Regions from separate parts of the Homo sapiens genome. Here regions 2, 3, 4, 5, 6 and 7 are each linked to region 1. Evidence: chromatin contacts called from ENCODE Hi-C or POLR2A ChIA-PET data. All regions are on one chromosome and are shown on one strand. Each heading gives the region's core, a stretch centred on a gene start or an enhancer-like site at or near the end of the contact. The rest is flanking DNA. Distances are from core to core; before and after follow the strand shown.

Evidence for each region. Hi-C counts contacts between places; a loop is a spot of excess contacts on that map. ChIA-PET counts read pairs that join two places held with the same protein, here RNA polymerase II (POLR2A). Pooled maps may share reads with other maps.
Region 2: a loop to region 1 is called in a map of natural killer cell, with 7 times the contacts of the local background. The contact joins two enhancer-like sites. A Hi-C loop is called at or near these places in 2 of 168 maps with a recorded cell type or tissue (naive thymus-derived CD4-positive, alpha-beta T cell and natural killer cell), 7 of 37 single-sample maps with no recorded cell type and 12 of 50 pooled maps. POLR2A ChIA-PET finds 5 or more read pairs at or near these places in 2 of 52 experiments (CD4-positive, alpha-beta T cell and T-cell).
Region 3: a loop to region 1 is called in a pooled map, with 7 times the contacts of the local background. The contact joins two enhancer-like sites. A Hi-C loop is called at or near these places in 1 of 37 single-sample maps with no recorded cell type and 3 of 50 pooled maps.
Region 4: a pooled map shows a loop between it and region 1 (4-fold over the local background). The contact joins the promoter of LAX1 here to the enhancer-like site in region 1. A Hi-C loop is called at or near these places in 1 of 37 single-sample maps with no recorded cell type and 4 of 50 pooled maps. POLR2A ChIA-PET finds 5 or more read pairs at or near these places in 1 of 52 experiments (activated T-cell).
Region 5: a loop to region 1 is called in a map of CD8-positive, alpha-beta T cell, with 10 times the contacts of the local background. The contact joins two enhancer-like sites. A Hi-C loop is called at or near these places in 1 of 168 maps with a recorded cell type or tissue (CD8-positive, alpha-beta T cell), 1 of 37 single-sample maps with no recorded cell type and 6 of 50 pooled maps.
Region 6: a loop to region 1 is called in a pooled map, with 5 times the contacts of the local background. The contact joins two enhancer-like sites. A Hi-C loop is called at or near these places in 2 of 37 single-sample maps with no recorded cell type and 3 of 50 pooled maps.
Region 7: a loop to region 1 is called in a map with no recorded cell type, with 20 times the contacts of the local background. The contact joins the promoter of EIF2D here to the enhancer-like site in region 1. A Hi-C loop is called at or near these places in 1 of 37 single-sample maps with no recorded cell type and 2 of 50 pooled maps. POLR2A ChIA-PET finds 5 or more read pairs at or near these places in 1 of 52 experiments (activated T-cell).

The regions. Positions count from the first base shown.
Region 1 is chr1:205,287,035-205,289,671 of GRCh38, reverse strand. No RefSeq gene overlaps it. Among named protein-coding and RNA genes, the nearest start is that of NUAK2, 33 kb to the left of the region's middle. Within about 2 kb of position 1,316, at least 13 of the 41 ENCODE cell types and tissues checked have a DNase peak (open chromatin) inside an H3K27ac peak, as active enhancers do; they include CD4-positive, alpha-beta T cell, CD8-positive, alpha-beta T cell and natural killer cell, where a contact is called at or near this core.
Region 2 is chr1:203,319,815-203,322,451 of GRCh38, reverse strand. No RefSeq gene overlaps it. Among named protein-coding and RNA genes, the nearest start is that of BTG2, 16 kb to the right of the region's middle. Within about 2 kb of position 1,336, at least 24 of the 41 ENCODE cell types and tissues checked have a DNase peak (open chromatin) inside an H3K27ac peak, as active enhancers do; they include CD4-positive, alpha-beta T cell and natural killer cell, where a contact is called at or near this core.
Region 3 is chr1:203,649,003-203,651,639 of GRCh38, reverse strand. All of the region lies in intron 1 of ATP2B4 (ATPase plasma membrane Ca2+ transporting 4), which reads right to left. Among named protein-coding and RNA genes, the nearest start is that of ATP2B4, 23 kb to the right of the region's middle. RefSeq lists a silencer at 939-1,108. Within about 2 kb of position 1,304, at least 29 of the 41 ENCODE cell types and tissues checked have a DNase peak (open chromatin) inside an H3K27ac peak, as active enhancers do.
Region 4 is chr1:203,763,855-203,766,491 of GRCh38, reverse strand. It overlaps LAX1 (lymphocyte transmembrane adaptor 1), which reads right to left and starts at 1,309. Exons shown (of 5, transcript NM_017773.4): 1 at 838-1,309. The coding sequence starts at 926. RefSeq lists an enhancer at 1,067-1,426.
Region 5 is chr1:206,802,019-206,804,655 of GRCh38, reverse strand. The region is part of intron 2 of IL19 (interleukin 19); the gene reads right to left. Among named protein-coding and RNA genes, the nearest start is that of IL10, 31 kb to the right of the region's middle. RefSeq lists an enhancer at 1,429-1,478. Within about 2 kb of position 1,320, at least 6 of the 41 ENCODE cell types and tissues checked have a DNase peak (open chromatin) inside an H3K27ac peak, as active enhancers do; they include CD8-positive, alpha-beta T cell, where a contact is called at or near this core.
Region 6 is chr1:206,783,249-206,785,885 of GRCh38, reverse strand. The region is part of intron 1 of IL19 (interleukin 19); the gene reads right to left. Among named protein-coding and RNA genes, the nearest start is that of IL10, 12 kb to the right of the region's middle. RefSeq lists an enhancer at 1,483-1,542. Within about 2 kb of position 1,330, at least 3 of the 41 ENCODE cell types and tissues checked have a DNase peak (open chromatin) inside an H3K27ac peak, as active enhancers do.
Region 7 is chr1:206,611,128-206,613,764 of GRCh38, reverse strand. It overlaps EIF2D (eukaryotic translation initiation factor 2D), which reads left to right and starts at 1,300. Exons shown (of 15, transcript NM_006893.3): 1 at 1,300-1,478; 2 at 2,391-2,581. The coding sequence starts at 1,423. RefSeq lists a silencer at 1,038-1,247 and an enhancer at 1,538-1,607.

The DNA.
Region 1 (2,637 bases), core at 67-2,566:
TGGAGTACAGTGGTACAGTCTCGGCTCACTACAACCTCCGTCTCCTGGGTTCAAGCAATTCTCCTGCCTCAGCCTACTGAGTAGCTGGGATTACAGGCGCACGCCACCACACGCGGCTAATTTTTGTATTTTTAGTAGAGATAGGGTTTCACCATGTTGATCAGGCTGGTCTCGAACTCCTGACCTCATGATCCGCCCACCTCAGCCTCCCAAAGTGCTGGGATTACAGGCATAAGCCACTGCCCCTGGCCTTCTATTCATTGTTTATCTGAAATTCAAATTTAAATGGGTGTTCTGTGTTCTGTATTTTTACTTGCAAAATATGGCAACCCTAATAGCAGGAGAGATTTGGGTTAGTCAACAGGATGAACTTGGATCAGATATTGGGATTCTGACCCAGGGAAGGATGGAGAATCCCCTATTCTGGACAGCTTTAAAAAAGGAGAATGTGGGCCAAGTGTGGTGGCTCATGCCTGTAATCCCAGCACTTTGGGAGGCCAAGGCAGGCGGATCACCTGAGGTCAGGAGTTCAAGACCAGCCTGACCAACATGGAGAAACCCCGTCTCTACTAAAAATACAAAATTAGCCGGGTGTCGTGGTGTATGCCTGTAATCCCAGCTACTTGGGAGGCTGAGGTAGGAGAATCGCTTGAACCCAGAGGGCGGAGGTTGCGGTGAGCTGAGATCACACCATTGCACTCCAGCGTGGGCAACAAGAGCAAAACTCTGTCTGGAAAAAAAAAAAAAAGAAAAAAAAGGAGAATGTGGCCAGGTGCGGTGGCTCACACCTATAATCCCAGCACTTTGGGAGGCTGAGGTCAGGAGTTCAAGACCAGCCTGGCCAACATGGAGAAATACTGCCTCTACTAAAAATACAAAAATTAGCCAGGTATGGTGGCACATGCCTGTAATCCCAGCTACTCAGGAAGCTGAGACAGGAGAATCACTTGAAGCTGGGAGGCAGAGGTTGCAGCGAGCCAAGATCGTGCCACTGCACTGCACTCCAGCCTGGGCAGCAGAGTGAGACTCTACCTCAAAAAAAAAAACAAAAAAAAAAAGCAAAAAAAAAGAAAGGTGAATGTGTCTGAGGACTGAAGGGCAAGCCTCTAAATGCTTAGGGGTAGAGTTTATAGTCAGAGGGACCTTCCTGCAGCTGGGCCAGAGACTCACCCACCCTCTAGAAACCTCAGCAGCTGAGGATGAACAAAACCCACAGGAAGTGGTGGAAGTGAAACTTGGTGTCAGTGTTGTTGTTATTAAAAGGGGGAAGTGACACCGGGTGAGTGAAGGGTGGGTGGAGGTGAAGTCTCTATAGGCAGCGAGGTCATTCGGCAGCGCCCCCCTTCCTGCTCTGCTAAGAATAGTTACGGTTGTGATAGGGGTGTGGTTTGTCTGAGGCTGGGGGAATGAATCTCGCTTGATGTCTGGATGGGGCAGAGCAGAAGTAGCACTGGGGTGGTCAGAGCTTCAAGTCAGGTGGCAGCAAAACCTAAGAAGCATTTTTGGGTTTGGAAATAAACAAATAAGTGGCCTCAGAAGCAGCTCAGAGGAGAAGGATCCTGCCTTCCAGCTAAGAGAACTATAAGAGGGAAGCAGGGCCCATGACCATGACAGTCCCTCCTCTAGTCAGCTTGGGAAGCTCTGAGAAGCTCTTTCCATTAAGAGAGTCAGGGATGCTCCAGAAATCAGGCTGGCAGGGAGGCTGCAGTGCGTTTTTGTCTCTAGCACTTACTGAGCACTTACTGTGTGCTTGACATTGTGCCAGGCCCTGAGGCTCCAGAATTAAATACAGTGTGGTTCCTGCGCTCCAGAGGTTGGAAGTCCAGTGGAAGAGATATGCATCAAACTAATATAAATTCATGAATTCATTGTGATCAGAGGTAATAGTTGAAAGCCCAAGCAGCAGCCTACCTACTGTGAGCCTGAGCCCACCCCTCAGCAACTCCCCAGCCCTGGCCCAGGCTGCAAACCAACAGAGGCCGGAGTCACCCAGCTGCCTGCAGAGCAGTGCATCAAGTCAGGACCCTTTCTCTGCCCAGACGTCTTTGCCAACTGTTTGGAACAAAGGGAAATCATCTGGTTTGGGGAAAGACATAAGAATGACCGTTTTCTTTCCTAAACCTTCACCCTCTCCCATTTCGGCCTGAGAAAAGCTGTTAGATGCTTCTTCAGAGGGTTTCTAAGGGCCACAATTGCCTTCCACCTAAGAGGGAACAGGGTGGGGAGGGGTGGCAATGGCCTTCTTTGACCGCAGAGGTTTTGGATTTAGCCTGAAGTCACAGAACAACTGAAGCCAAGAGACAGTTCACCCTTTCTGGTGTCTAGAGCTTATTGAACAAATGTCCATTGACCCCCTATTGCTAGGGGCAGGGGTGAAATATTGAGTTGAGTCCAGGGCTCCAGCCTACTAGAGGCACAGTCTGTAGAGAAGTCAGATAATGACCAGGCGGTGCCTAAGCTGGATCTGAATCCAGGGCCTTTAGTCATCAGACACTGGACAGATTCTTCGTGGAGGGAGTTGGGCCTTGAAGGCTGAAGAGTTTTCTGGGTCAAGTACATGTTTAGGGAGCAAGAATTCCTTGGAAACTTAAAAACTGGTCTCCCATGGTCAAGTCTGGCTCCTGTATGTGAACATCA
Region 2 (2,637 bases), core at 87-2,586, 2.0 Mb after region 1:
GTGTAAGACTGGGATGTCAGACTGCTTATCTTATGTAGGCTATCTGCAAAGTGAACTGTGGCTTTGTGTAAAAGTTCCTAGAATCCAGAAGACAAGAGCACTAAGCGTGACAAGAAGAAACATAAGAAACCCTGGGTTGTTTGCTATAATTTTTCTTGTTTATTCAGTCAGTCTTGGATTCAAGCCTGACTGCCAGTTACTAGCACTGTGCCCATAGGTAATTTTGCTTAACCTTCTGAGCCTGTTTCTTCCTCTACAGTCTAAGGGTAATAATGTCAATGCTATAGAACTGCTCTGAGGAGGCCAGGCATGGTGGTTCAAGCCTGTAATCCCAGCACTTTGGGAGGCCGAGGCAGGTGGATAGCGTGAACTCAGGAGTTTAAGACCAGCCTGGGCAACATGGTAAAATCCTGTCTCTATAAAGAATATGAAGATTAGCTGGGTGTGGTGGTGCACGCCTGTAGTCCCAGCTACTCCGGGGGCTGAGGCAAGAGGATTGCTTGAACCCGGGAATTTGAGGGTGCAGTGAGCCAAGATGGTGCCACTGTACTCCAGCTTGGGTGACAGAGTGAGACCTTGTCAAGGAAAGAGAAAAGAGAGGAGAGGAGAGGAGAGGGGAGGAGGGAAGGGAGGGGAGAGGAGGGGAGAAGTGGGAGAAGAGGGGAGAAGAAGAGGGGAAGGGAGGAGAGAGGAGGGGAGGGAAGGGGATGAGGGAGGGAAGGAAAGAAGGGAAGGATCACACATACATAGACAAGTGTATCATTTCAACTGGATTGGAAAAACTGCAACAAACCAAAAATACTGTCCTGCCTTCTTGGGAAGAGTGGCCAGGGGGAAACCCGTGACAGTGTCTCTGCACCAAGCTGGCTGGATTTGGGGACCTTGGTGAAGGTGGGGAATGTGTAGCTGTTTCAGGTCTCAGGTAAGGAAATGGAGGCTTTGCCAAGGTCTCGCTCTCCACTCCTGGCCTTTGCCTGGGGAGGCAGTGCCATCCATTTCATGGCAGGTAGACAGTGGAGGTAGACCCAGTACTACCTGGGCTTCTCATGTAGAGATTAGAGTCCAGGGAGGCCTGAGGTCATTGGGGTGACCTGACCCCACCCTTTCCCCCCTGGAAAGAATGGAGGTTGGGAGCTTATGAAATGACCTCTTCCAGCCTGACCGAACAGAAGTGTCTGCCCTGCTCAGGAGGCCTTCTTCCTCCCTCGTCCCCTAACTGTTTACATGCTCTCAGAAAGGCAGGTGTCAGGAGGCAGCTGCTGCTTGTGGTTAGCTCCCCCTAGATACAGGAGCGCCAGCCTTCCCCACACCCACTGCCATTGGCTAACAGGAAACCAAAACAGACTCCCTCTCTCCACCCTCAGCCACCCCAGCCAGTAAATAGAGAGTACAGGAAACACCTGGAGGAGCAGGCAGCTGGCAAGGGAACATTCTGCCCACGAAGAAAGGGTTTGCAAGGGAGTAGCTAGGCTGGGGAGGAGCTGGGGGAGGGGGGTCAGGGGCTTAATTGCACTTCTCATGGCACCCACCAGCTGCTGGGAACTAACAGCTGAGTTGCTGAAATGCACCATCCTCCTCTCAGTCCCCCACTAACACATACACAGTAAAGGGATCATCCCTGTCTAGCACCAGCTTGCCTTGAGTGAGAACAAGAGCAATCATACAGGAAAGACTCCTCAGAAGGCTTTGCCTCCTTAGCCTCAGCCAGAGCTTCTGAACCTCTGTGGACCATGTAAAAGTAAACCCGTGGTTCAGGCATGAAGACTGAATCATCAGTCTTCATCAGCCCACGTGATGTAAAAGCCCGCCCATGTAATGTGAAAGCTCATTCCAAAGATAAGTCTTCAGTTATTTCCAAACTTACCTAGATCTCCATCTGTGTCTGCCTATTTACTGCTTATGATTTCAAGTTGTTGAGGTTCAGGGTAGAACTGACTTCACCAACATCAAATGAAGCCCTGCCATCAGCATCCAGCATCCACCCAAGAACGTGTTCACTGGTGTGTAGACTTTGTGCCGGGAACCATGTATGCAGGCTGGCTTAGCTTACAGAGCTCCTTCACTCCCTCTTAGGAGACTCCCAAATAGAGCACTTTTCCTTTTAGGTTTAGAGTGGGAGGATGGAGGGGTGGTGAGGAGGGGACACTTGCCCCACAGCTACCTGAGGACCACACTGTAGTTTGTTCAACCCGTATCTGTCATCCAATGGTCAGTGTACTTAGGCCTGCTCCGTGCAGAATGGTAGACAAGCACATGGAGGTGAAAAAGGAAATAGAAATGATTCCTGCCATGGAGGTGTGAGTGACGACAGTTGGAGAGGGGAGAAGGGCTTGCAGAGCCACCAGACGTCAACTCAAAGCAATGTGCTGCCGGGCCCGGTGGCTCACGCCTGTAATCCCAGCACTTTGGGAGGCCGAGGCCAGCAGATCACTTGAGGTCAGGAGTTTGAGACCAACCTGGCCATTGTGTTGAAGCTCTGTCTCTACTAAAAATACAAAAGTTAGCCCGGTGTGATGGCACGTGCCTGTAATCCCAGCTACTTGGGAGGCTGAGGCAGGAGAATGGCTTGAACTGGGGAGGCAGAGGTTGCAGTGAACCAAGATCACACCACTGCACTCCAGCCTGGGTGAAGGAGCG
Region 3 (2,637 bases), core at 55-2,554, 1.6 Mb after region 1:
CAGGTGCGTACTACTGTGCCCAGCTAGTATATTTTTTAGATAAAGCATATAAAGCAAGTACAAATAATATGTTTCTTTAGGCATACATATGGTTATCAAGAGAATGGTGAATACAACATTACAGCCCAAGACAGTGGTTTGGCTGGGTGATGAGGTGGGGGGATGGGATAGGAAAGGGTCATAGGTGGATGCAAATAAATGATAGTGATCTCATTTTTGGGTGGTGGGTTCAAGTGTGTTCATTAGGTTAATAAAAAACATTAATAGCATATATAAATAAGCAGTAAAAGCGAGGCATGCATAAACCAGTCAAGAAAATGAACTGTAGATTTTGACTCATCCAATTTTGTGCATCTGAGAAATAAACAAAAGAGATAGAACTAGAAATGAAAGACAGAGACAGAGAGAGAGAAGAAAAAAAATGGTTCCTATTTCTACCAGCAACATTTTTTAACTTGTATGATCAAAGACAGCCATGGAACTATCTAAAAATATCAAGACTCTTAAATAAGAACTTTTGTTGAAAATTTCATGGTCTAAAATAGCCATTTAACAACACAGTCAAGGCCAGGCATGGTGGCTCATGCCTGTAATCCCAGCACTTTGGGAGGCCGAGGCAGGAGGATCACTAGAGCCCAGGAATTAAGAGAGCAGCCTGGGCAACACAGTGAGACCCCATCTCTACAAAAACGCAACACGAAACAAAAAAACATACACAATATACTGCATCTGACTTTATTATCCTAATAAAAAAATATCAATCAACTTAAAAATTCTGGCCTTTTGGTGGTGGTAGAGGGAGGAAGGGGATGAGAGTGGGAGTACAGTGAGGGGCAGAAGTGCTGATCTGCATTTACTGCTCTAGGGACAGGAGGCCTGGAAGCTGCCCTGTGCGGGACTTCCGCAGCCGGCATGCTGAGCCTCGCACCAGCGAGTCCCGGGGGTGTGGCAGCCTCGCTCGCCCTAGCCCGCCCCGCTCCCCGCCCGCCCTCGCCCCGGGCCGGCCGAGTTCGGACCTGCAGCTCCCCCGGCCTCTGCGCGGTGCAACTCAGCCGCAGGCGCCGGGCTCAGCTGGCTACCAGCGCGGCCCGGGAAGCAGCTGGGGAAACAAACGCCTTAGCCCTGGAGGCCTGGCTCAGCACAGAAGCCCCAAATAAGGCGGGCCGACTCCACCTGGGCAGCAGCGATTGCTCAGAGGGGGCCGATGACTCACTCGACCCAGCCAGCCAAGCACCTCTCTCCCTCCCCAGGGACCCTCGTCCTGTCCCCCACCACATCACACCACACCACAACCCGGGGAACACACCTGGGGAACCCTCCCAGTTCTCACCCTGCCCCTCACCTGGCCTCCCTGAAACCAAACCCTGTGGCTTCAGTGGCTCAGCCGACTTCTCAGCACAGCTTCCCCGGGAGCGCCCGTCCTTGAGCTGCCAAAACCCAGGGGACCAGGGCCTCGCTCCAAGCTTTACGGGGCAGGCATGCTTGATAAATGTCTATTGATCAATGCATGCATTATGTCAGAGGACAAGGGCAAAAACTGGGCTGGTTCTGGGATGTGTGCGTGAAAGCCACTCCGTTTACATCACCATGGAAGGGAAGGCTGGGGTAAATCTGAGATGCTTCAAAACAGGCTATTACAGCGTCTACAAGTGAGTGTTCTCATTAGTCCTCAGCAGCTCTGGAAGAAGGGGAGGTAACCTGGAGCACACCCTACTTAGCGTATGGGGACCCTGGGCCCCAGAGTGGCGAGTGTGACATGCCTGGCCGGGTACGAGTGGGGGCTGTGGAGTTTCCGTGACCTCAATTTTTCTGGTCTGTAAAGTACAGCACTTGGTTTTTTGCTTGTTTTTTAGACAGGGTCTCTGTTGCCCAGGCTGGAGTACAGTGGCATGATTAAGGCTCACTGCAGCCTCAACCTTCCTGGGCTCAGTGATCCTCCCACCTCAGCCTCTTGAGTAGCTGGGACTACAGGTATGCATCACCAGGCCTGGCTATTTTTTTGTTTTGTTTTGTTTTGTTTGTTTTGGTTTTGGTAGAGATGGGGTTTCCCCATGTTACTCAGACTGGTCTCGAACTCCTGGGCTCAAGCTATTCTCAGCCTCCCAAAGAACTGGGATTATAGGCGTGAACCACTACGCCCACCCTAAAGTGAAGCACTTTTAACTTTTCAAAGCACTTCCATTTAGATTCCATACTCTCTCCTTAGATTATCATAACTATCATTTGTGGATACAAACTAATGACGAATGAGAAAAGTGAGGCTCAGAGGTTAAGTGACTTGCTCAAGGTCACACTGTTACCTACTAGCTTGGTCAAGAATGGAAATAAATTAAGGAATTCTTTTTAATGCCCCAAGATTCCAAGATTTTTCACCCACTTTGAACACATCATTCGCACTTAACTGGAATTCACTCTCCCATTCTACAGCGTGGAGAGAAGCCACCCTACTCAAGAAAGAGGACTCAAATTTTATAGGAGCTGGAGAAATGAATGGTCTCCCCAACCTCAGGGGAGTAAGGAGGGACTTTCCCATGCAAAAATCTCCATAAATACGAATCTGTATATTTGTAGGCACTCCATGATATACAAAGCACTTTCATATCCAGTATTTCAAGTGATTCTTGTCACTTACCTTAC
Region 4 (2,637 bases), core at 60-2,559, 1.5 Mb after region 1:
TTATTTTATTTTTTGAGACAGAGTTTCGCTTTTGTTGCCCAGGCTGGAGTACAATGACATGACACTGCAACCTCTGTTTCCCGGGTTCAAGTGATTCTCCTGCCTCAGCCTCCTGAGTAGCTGGGACTACAGGAGCATGCTACCACTCCCGGCTAATTTTTGTATTTTTAGTAGAAACGGGGTTTCACCATGTTGGCCAGGCTGGTCTTGGCCAGGCTGGTTCAAGAGTGGGGGTGATCCGCCCCACTCGGCCTCCCAAAGTGCTGGGGTTACAGGTGTGAGCCACCGCGCCCAGTCAGCTGCCAATGTTTTTAAAGTTTCAACTGTGGATGGATTTTTAATTTTGTTTGTATGAGATTGAAAGTAGTAGCAGTAATTCATACCCATGATTAGTTCTGTAAGATTTTACGTCCTAAGGACGTATCTTTATTACATCTATCACTACATTTTTTATTCATGACAAGTTTTTGGATCTCAAAACACATCCTTGGAAAACTCAGCCTTTTGTTTCTGTCATGGTGACACCTAGGAAAGACTGATGATAGGGTTCAGGGCCTCCGAGAGGTGAGAAATCCAACCAGTCTAAGCAACTAGCTTTAAGGGCCAGTGTTATCACAGTTTTTCCTCTACCACAATATTTTCTTTCTTTCCTCAATACCTTCCTTTCCCCCTAGCACCCCTGAGCAAATGCCTCCAAGCCTAGAGTTTGGTGGTTTAGTAGACCGAGCCTGGGTGTTGAGAGGTGGCAGCACTGCTGTGTAAGAAGCTCCTAAGGGTGGACTAGGACCTTCTGCCTAAATCAGGGCAGGGTGGAGCTCACCACCCTGAGTCACTCACCTGTCCAGGCTGCGGGGAGTCACATGCAGAGTGCTGGACTCCAAGGTCCTCCCTCTGATTGTCGAAAGGGTTGGAGTGACACCATCCATTGTATCAGGAACCTTTGAGATGCTCTCTGGCTTCAGCTTCTAAGTTTCTCTTAATCATAATCAGTTAGCCAGCATGTCTACCACTTCTCCCCACCCCCGCAACAAACTCCCTATCTCGTGTCTACCTCTGAAACGTCAGGCCAAGTTGACCCAACATACAAAAGCAACAGGTTTGGTTCTACCTGGACGTGGCTAATGCCCACTGCAGGAAGTGCGATCTCATCCGGACATGGTGCTTCCAAGTGAGGTGGCTCAGGGAGAATCTGTGGCCTCTGCCTTCACGTTTCTGGTGGAAACGTGAGGGGCACAGAGGGGGAAACTGCCAAGAGGCTCAAGAGAGGCTCCGTGAGAAGCTCGTCTTCCTTCAACACCCAAAGCAGAGTGAAAAGAGCAAACCACTTTGCCAGAATGGAAACAGAGAGTCAGTCACCGGAAACGACACCACCAATGTGCTAATGAAGCACAGGGCACAGGAAACTCTGCTCAGCTCTTAATCTGCTAGAAGAAAACATATCTTCAACCCACCGTTCCTGGGTTTGCCAGGTGCTCTGTGGTCTGTGATGAGTGTGATTAAAAATGGGGCAGGGTAGTAGAGAACTTGTGATTCTTCACCCTGAGTTTCTGAGACACTTAGAGTTGTATAAGTCTTCAGATTTACAGTATTTTCTAAGCAAGTCTAAGGAGCACTGGAGGTTGCCTTTTAGAGTGAAATGCAGATCTCCGGGACCCTCTTCTGATTCAGTGGGTGGAGGCTGCAGAGGGGGCAGGCTTTGGCTATCGATGCTTTCCAGGTGAATTTGATGGAGCTTTCAGGTGATTTTGATGGAGCTCATCTGTGTTTCATGTTTTGGGAACCTCTGCTCTGGGTACTACCTTAAGAATAGAAGTTATGCTGGGTTAGCAGGACCCCTGCTCCCCCAAGGCAACCTTCCACAGCTCCTGGCTGCTGGTGATCTCCTGTTCTCAGGGCTCTTCTGAAGATCAGTCACAGTCTTACTTGTCACACACCTGTCTCAGAAGCTGAACAAGTTCATCCTTAAGAGCTACCCAAAGTGTTTGAAGATTGTTCAAAATTTATTGCTAACTCCCCTCCCTTCTTGAGCCTACTAATCTCCGGAAACACTCTTTGCATCTTGGGAGAGTCCAAAGAGAAGGGGCCACTAAGACTGTTGTAAGGATGTGAAGAACCTCTCTGATTGCACTTTCCACAAGGAAATGGATTCCCAGATGAATGGAAGGGCAGACCAGCAGTACCCTCCTAGAACCATGCCTCCCTCCCATCTCTTCCCAGTGGACATTGAGGTCCTCAGCTTTCCTGAGGTGGCAGCCCCTGGCCTGTCTGCATCCAGACTCTCACAGAGTCCCCAGGGGCTGCAGACTGGCCATGGCTGGCTTTCCAGGGAGCTTTATCATTCCAGGTCCTGGGCCCCTTCCCTCCCAGGAGCTTCACCTGGTAGGAAGCAGAAATGGCTCAGAGGCAGCTGGTGCTGGAGCTGGAACCTGGGTCTCTGCCCACTTCTCCTTTGGATCAGGTCTGAGTAGGAACTAGGACTACTCACAAGATCCATCATGCTGGTGGCAAGGACTGGGGTCCTGGGCCATTGGAACCAATAAGGGACTGTGAGAATCAGGACCTCGGAAGGCAGTACACGGAAAGGGCACATGGAACCAAACCTCAGAACCATGACTGCTAATTAAAAAAAAAAAATTT
Region 5 (2,637 bases), core at 71-2,570, 1.5 Mb before region 1:
CAGGCATCTCTGGTCAGAAACACTTTTAAACCCCAAATCTCATTCTCACTGGGTTTGCATTGTACCTGGAAAGATGCTGACACCAATAAAAGCTTGTTGCTTAAAGACACAGCCTATGACTCACACAATGCACACTTTATACACCCTAATTCCTTCCATCTGTAGTAACTTTCAGCTTCTCATTACCTAAATTATTTCAGTGCACTCAACCTGGGGGTTATTGTCATATAGGGAATCAAATGAGGTGCCAGAAACAGATAAAAATCAAGAAAACAACAATTTGAAAAGGTTATCATTGGCATCAGGGAATGTCTGTGTTGGAAAGGATCTCCAGGTTCATTAGCCCCCACTCCCAGCACAGGAACCCTCTTTGTCATGACTCGGACAGATGTTATCCAATTCTGCTTCATGACTTTCAAGACCTGGGTGCCACATTCTGCAGTTGTCATCTGCAAACTTGATAGGCAGGTGAATGTGGCAAGCAACCCATATTTAAATATACCTGAAGCCCTCCTGGAATTTACACAGCTACATCTTTCCCTGTACTGCCCTGCAAGAAGCGTGAGAGAAGAAGCTCTTCTGAGCCTCCTGCCTGTTACAGAGAGCAAGAAAGGGAAGGGAAGAGACAGGGCGAAGAGAGAAAGGATTACTTGATATTGTAGTGTTCAAGCTGGAATAATTTTCCCTCCCACCTTGCTGGAGTGCTTTCCAAGTGCTATTTCCTAGAGCAATGCCAGATTAGTTGTTCCAGAATTCCCAGGGGGCTTTGCACAGAGTCCCAGACCCTGTCCCTGAGAGTTGAATTTTGTACATCTGGGATGAAGCCTGGGCATCTCTATTTGTTAAAGCTTAGGATTATTTTGAAGTGCAGTCAGTTTGAAAGTCACTTTATTAGAGGGCTCTGGACTAGGTCACCCCATTCCTGGTGGTTGAAAAACCTCATTGCAAGCAGATCACTCCTATGTCCTCCAGCAGTTTTCTGTAAGCATGTTTTTGTGTTGCTGAAGGCAGCCCCATCAGCCCCCAGGGGAATAATCCTTTCCTGTTCTCTCCAGCCATGCTCTGTAGGATCACCTGAGGCCTGTGTCTGGGCCTCTTTATCGCAGCACAGTACAAGCATCCAGCTTGTACTCTTTGTTGTGGGCTGGCCAAGATGCTGACAGGAACAAAAATGACTTGTTTTTGAGAGTAAAGATACAAGCTTTGACTCAGATGACGCACACATGTTCATGGAGGGAGACTCTCACATCCGACCTACCTTCTTCCGTCCACAGAGAGTCACGTTGCTACTCTAACCACATCACTAATTCCGAAAGATGGGGACTCCTACACAGGGCCTCCAGGTCAATGCCTCTGATTAGGGCAGGGAACTGGAAGGCATCCAACCCCGACTTCCTGGCACCCCAAGTTCTCTCAGCAGCAACAGCGAAAGCCCATGGATGTAACTGCATTACAGAAGCCAAGGCCCTCAATGTGTAGACTCTCTGGGGTGCTATTTTAAAAGGCAGACTCTCAAGCCCCACAAAAAGATGTTTTGAAGATTGGAGTGAGGCCAGAAAATCCACCTTTTGAGCAAGCAGGACTAGGGAATTCTGAGTAAGACTAGTATTTGAACTTTACCCATTTGGGACTGAACCTCAAAGGAAAAAAGGGATCTGGAAAAGGAAATGACGTCCCCCTCGCCCTTCCAGGGCCACAGCTGCTTCTGTTCTTGAGATATTGGCCAGGCCCCTTATTTCTTTGACATTCCCCTTGCTTTCCTGTCCCCTCGTCTTCCTTAACAGTCCTTCTTATCTGCCAGAAGATTGGTCTTTCTTTAAGGCTAGCAGTTAGCCTTGATTGGGGATCCAGTTCTATACATGTGGGCATAGAGGACAGAGCAAGAAGACAGGACAAGTGAGCAGAACTATACAGGGAAGGGAGGGACAGTGTTGGAAGAGAAGCCCAGGCTTGGAACTTGCCCATGGCAAAAAAAAAAGAAAAAAAAAATTGAAAATTTGTACCCTCATTATGTCACCAGGAATTGAAATTAAGTATGACTCACGATTTACCCATGAAGCTCTTTCCCAATTAGTCTGGGTTGTGTCACCAAAAGACCTGAATTTAAGTCATGACTCCATCACTTATTGGCTTCGTGATCTTGGGAAAATTATTGAACTCTCTGACATTTAGTTTCCTTATCTGTAAAATAGGGGTAATCGCTTGATAAAGGTGCTGTTCGTTTTGATGAGGTAATATATAAAAATGCTTAGCCCAGGTTTTGGTACATGGAAGGCAGAAAAAAAAACCACCCAGATATTATGAATAATATAATTCTGTCATGTACACCTTTCCTCTCACAACCTACTGACTTACTGTAGGCACCAGGCAACCTGAATTACTAGGTGTTCTCTAGGGCCCCAATAAGCCATGTGTTTTAAAGTCTAATGGAATGGTCTAATCCCATCTCCATCACCAACTCATAAGCTGTGTGACCTTCCTTCCTGGGCCTCTGTTCCCTTCTCTATGGATCAGTGCCAATACATCAAGTTTCTGCAAAGGCCTGGTGCATTCACTGATGCACACAAGGAGCCCAGGACCATGCTGGGAGCCCCCTGTGCTGCAGCCTCCCCTTCCCCTCCTTTCCTGCAAGCTCCC
Region 6 (2,637 bases), core at 81-2,580, 1.5 Mb before region 1:
TGGAAACTGGAGCAACATCTCTGTAGAAACTCTACTTATAAATGTTGATTCATTCACAGCCTACAAAGCAGGGGTTACACTATAAATAGGACCAAACTTAGTTCAGGTTCTTGGGAGCTGGGGGTCTATGAGATTTACAAAGGACAGCTTCTTTCTCCTACTGGACATATGAACAGCCTCAGGCAACATCTGAAATAGTCGAGGTCGTCTTGGGTCAACTTCTGTCACACTCTGCTCCCTCTCCCTGGCTGCCCTCTCTGGAGGTCCCTCTGCACTTTCCCCTCTGAGGGGCTGTAAGCCCTCCATTGAAATGCTAACCTTCTGCTCTGCTTAACCACATGCTCCCAGATGACCTACTCTCCTCCCCACCTGTCCCAGCTCACAGATCAGCCCCACAGGAACTCAGCTTCCAGGATTAGAACCACCCAGGGATTTCAGTGTTATTTTCATGGCTTCTTTCCCACCACTGTATTTGACCTCCTGACTCTCTAGAAGTTGCTGGTGATTTCGTAAAGGATTTCTCACAAGCACGGTTAAGGAAGTGCCAATGGTTGCCACTCAAGTCCATAGAAAACAGGCACTTCTAAATTGGGGGTGGTGTATGTGTTCTTTTGCATTATATATATGTTTGTGTTCCATGGGTCTTCAGTCTACCTGAAGTCTACCTGCATGGACCCTCCTTCAAGGATCCAAGAATCTGCTGATCCAGAGCCTGCATGACCCGAGTATTCATCCACAGTGGTTTTCACAGGGGTCAGATATCCTGTTTCTAGCACTGGCCATTCCTCCCTGCCTGCTCGCCTTTTCCCATGGGATACAATGGAGGCATTGGGGGACTTTAATACTTCAAAGCCCGTAGCAGCTGGCAACTCCTGGGACTGAACCAGCACCCAGACTGGCCTCACTGTGCTCTGCCACGGGAATCCAGGATCCCATGGTCACCTCTCTCAAGGGAATTTATTATCTGAGTCCCACGTCAGGAGCCAAGTACACCAACAACACTTCCTCCTCGGCATAGGCCTGCGTCGCGCAGGCATCAACGCAACACAGACATTTTACTGCGTGGTGCAGATAATTGCTTGAGAACGCAAAGTTCTTTCTGAAAGAGATGTGAAGCGCTTTCTAGGGCTTTCCAGTAATCTTCTTTTCTCCCTGAAACAGTCAATGTGAGAAATCCACTTCCGGAAGGTGACCACCTCCCTTCCACACCCCCGCCGCCCCCGGGGCCATGCTCTTGAGGAAAAGGCAGCATCACGTCCTCCCCTACCAAGTGGAGGCTCTTCTGATTTCCACTGCTCTCAGCAGGCCTGACTCACAACGAAACTGCAACCTCAAAGTGCTGGGGGCCAGGATTGCGAGAAGGAAATACAGGTGAACACACGCAAAAGCTGCCGGAGGAAAAGGTTTTGTTTCTCTTACAGAATGGCACTTCCAGGGCTGGGCAGAAGCTATGAGCTAGAAGAGGCTGACAGGGCCTGGTCTTGTGCTGACCTGGTGGATTTGGAAAGGAAGGAAAATATGTATCAGAACCACTCATGTTCGCTCGCTCCTGCCGAGGGGAACAGAAGGGGCAGGCTGGGAGGAGAGATAGGGGAATCACAAAATTTAAGGGCATTAGCTTTGGAAATCTTCTTAGAAAAACAACTCTGGCAAGCCCTTGGATTATTGATGCGGAAAGCAAGGCCAAGGGATGAAAAGGAACTTGTTTGGGATCTCATAGTAGAAGGTCCAGGGCTGGAAACTAGGCCTCCTAAATGCCTGAGCCAGTCAGTCTTTCTACTATGAGACTGACTTCTCTGTCTCCCTGTAACATCCTCAGAATATTGGAGTTGAAATTGGTCTGTTCCAAGTCTTCAGATCCACGAAGAGACATACTTAGCTTTTAGCAGCTGAGTATTCCCAAGGAAAAACATCAACCACTACACTTCAGGTGGGCTGGCTACTTGCTGTATGTCAAGTATTCATCCAAGCATTGTGTACAGTCACTCATTCCGCCCTTGCAACACTACGACAGCACCAATTATCATCTCCAATTGTATATAGATACTGCCGCACAGGGAGGCTCAGAAACTTGCCCAAGGTCACACAGATGGGAAAGGGCAGAGCTGGGTTGCAAACCCAGTCCGACTCCAGGGCCCGCACACTTAACCACCATGCTCTGCTGCAAAGACAAGCCCAAAGACAGAGCACATCTTGGGGTTTCCAATAACAGAACACTTGGACCCAGGGTAGGGCTGGGGGTTGAGCAAAGTGGGGAAGGCACTTCCAGCCTTTGCTGTCAGAGGTATATAAGGTCTGCCACATAAGAGAGGCTCAAGTGCACAACCCTTAGCCGCTTTCGTGAAACCAGTTGACTACCTGATACCAATTTATATCCAACCCACTGCTTGAGGCACCTGAATTCAAGGTTCTTGCTGGGAACAGTCTCAGATCACCCAAAAGCCAAGGTACAAACAGATTCTCCTTAATTACTTGAAAGAATAATACTGTTTAGAAAGTATTCCTTGTATTTTAAGTATTTTAATCTTAAAAAGAATACTTTTAAAATCATCAAAAGAGTATCAGAACCTTGTTGGGCCTCCTTAAACTATTTTGAACTACATCTGAAGGTCGAGACAACTTAGGGCCTCTGGAGTT
Region 7 (2,637 bases), core at 51-2,550, 1.3 Mb before region 1:
ACACCTGTCCTGTAATCCCACCACTTTGGGAGGCCGAGGCGGACAGATCTCTTGACCTCAGGAGTTTGAGACCAGCCTGGGCAACAAGGTGAGATCCTGTCTCTACAAAAAATACAAAAATTAGCCTGGTGTGGTGGTGCCCGCCTGTAGTCCCAGCTACTCGGGAGGCTGAAGCGGATGGATCGCTTGAGCCCGGGAGGTGGAGGCTGCATTGAGCTGAGATTGCGCCACTGCACTCCAGCCTGGGTGACACAGCGAGACCCTGTCTCCAAGTAAACAAAATAAAATAAAATAAAGAAAAATATTCAAAAAGCCCTCGAGGTTTTTTTGTTTGTTTGTTTGATTTTTTTGATACGGAGTCTTACTCTGTTGTCCAAGGTGGGGTGCAGTGGCACAATCTCGGCTCACGGCAACCTCTGCCTCCTGGGCTCAAGCGATCCTACCGCCTTAGCCTCCCCAGGCATGCGCCACCACACCCGGCTGAATTTTTCTTTTTTCTTTTCTTTTTTTTTTTTTTTTGAGACGGACTTTCACTCTTGTTGCCCAGGCTGGAGTGCAATTGTGCAATCTCGGCTCACCACAACCTCTGCCTCCCGGGTTCAAGCAATTCTCCTGCCTCAGCCTCCCGAGTAGCTGGGATTACAGGCATGCTCCACCATGCCCGGCTAATTTTGTATTTTTAGTACAGACAGGGTTTCTCCATGTTGATCAGGCTGGTCTCGAACTCCCGACCTCAGGTGATCCGCCCACCTCGGCCTCCCAATTCTTTTTCTTTCTTTCTTTCTTTCTTTTTTTTTTTTTTTTTTTTTTTTTTTATTTTGTATTTTTTATGGAGATGGGGTTTCGCCATGTTGCCCAGGCTGGTCTCGAACTTCTGGGCTTAAGCGGTCCGCCCGCCTCGGCCTCCCAAAGTCTGGGATAACAGGCTTGGGCCACCGCGCCCGGCCGAAGCCTGAACTGTTTATCAGTTCAATTATTTTTGCGGAATTGAACCGAACCGAATGGAATGGGAGCTTGCAGAGAGCTTCTACTCAAAGCAGTTCCTAAGGTTGATGGGGTGGAAGGAAATAAACAGAACAGCTATTGGCGTGGCCGAGTCGCTACGGACGGGGAACCCGAGCCGCTCGCGCAGGCGCAGAGCCAGGCCCGCGAGGGGATGGGAAGGTGGGGGGGAGGGGCGTTCCCTGGGCCCTGCCCCTCCCTGCCCTGCTTTAGTTCCAGGTACCGCCACTGGGGGCGGCCGCGGCCTCCCCAGCGGCAACGGCCACGAAGCTGCGCGGCCCTGGTTTCCAGCCGGGCCCTTTTCGCGGCCGGGCCCCAGCATGGCTGCCCCCACGGCTGAGGGCCTGGCAGCTGCTGCGCCCTCGCTTTCTTGACATTCCCTGGCTTCTGTGCTCTCTTCCCCAGGCCACCCCAGCAGACATGTTTGCCAAGGCCTTTCGGGTCAAGTCCAACACGGCCATCAAGGGGTCGGACAGGTGAGGGAGGAAAGGGGCCTGCTCTGCCACGGAACAACCAGACACCTCTTGGGCCCCGCTGGCCCATAGCCCTCGCTATTCTTGGCCGACATCCTCGGGTGGAGGCCGAGGGGTATGCCAGGGAAGGGACCCCAGGAGGCAAGGGTGGGTTAGACACATTTTGAGGTGAGGATGGAGGGGGACCTGGCTCTCTTTTGGATAGTCTAGTGAGTTTAAAAGAAAACGTAGTTAAGTCAGAGTTTACTGACTGCAGACTATTTAAGGTGTTGTGGAGAATGCAGAAGTGAAGGAATACAGAATTCTTGCCCTCCAAAGAGCTTAATGCCCCTTGGGAGAGATCGGATGGGATACCAAGAATTAAAAGTATAAGAGAAAAAAATGACTAGTGATTAATTCTGGCAGGAGAGACAGCTGGAAACTGAGGTGGGAGGGAATAAGGCACATGTGGTAAGAAGAACTGTATCTGTTCAGACAGGGTCACAAATGGAGATTGTGTTTGGAATTTTGTAACCAGTGCTTTATAGTTGTCTATAGGTCTCATGGCATAGTTATTTAATCATAAACTGGCATATTTGCGAAGCATGTATGAGAAAGGAGTGGGCCCAAGGGCTAGGCATGAAGTCAGGAAGGCAGGGCTGTTTCCTGTGTCAGGCTAACTTGGATTGTTCACTGGGCCTGTTTTCCCACCCATAAAATGGGAAGGCATACCCCAGGAATGAGTGAAAATAGATGACAATGGATGAAAAAGAGTTTAGGATGTTTCAGAAGAGTGTGTGTGAGACTAGGACATCATAAACCAGGCAATCTTTCTTTGGCCCTTGTGATTTTATAGTGAGCACTTTTGAGTTCGTTCTTGATATTTATTAAAAGTCTGTCCAGGCAGCATTCACAGTGCTGGTGTGCTTTCCACAGGAGAAAGCTTCGAGCTGATGTGACAACTGCTTTCCCCACCCTTGGAACTGATCAAGTCTCTGAGTTAGTACCTGGAAAGGAGGAGCTCAACATTGTGAAGTTGTATGCTCACAAAGGGGATGCAGTGACTGTGTACGTGAGTGGTGGTAACCCCATCCTCTTTGAACTGGAGAAAAATCTGTATCCAACAGGTATGACAACAGGACGAAGATGGCCATTACCATTAGGTAGTTCTTGCCTAACATCT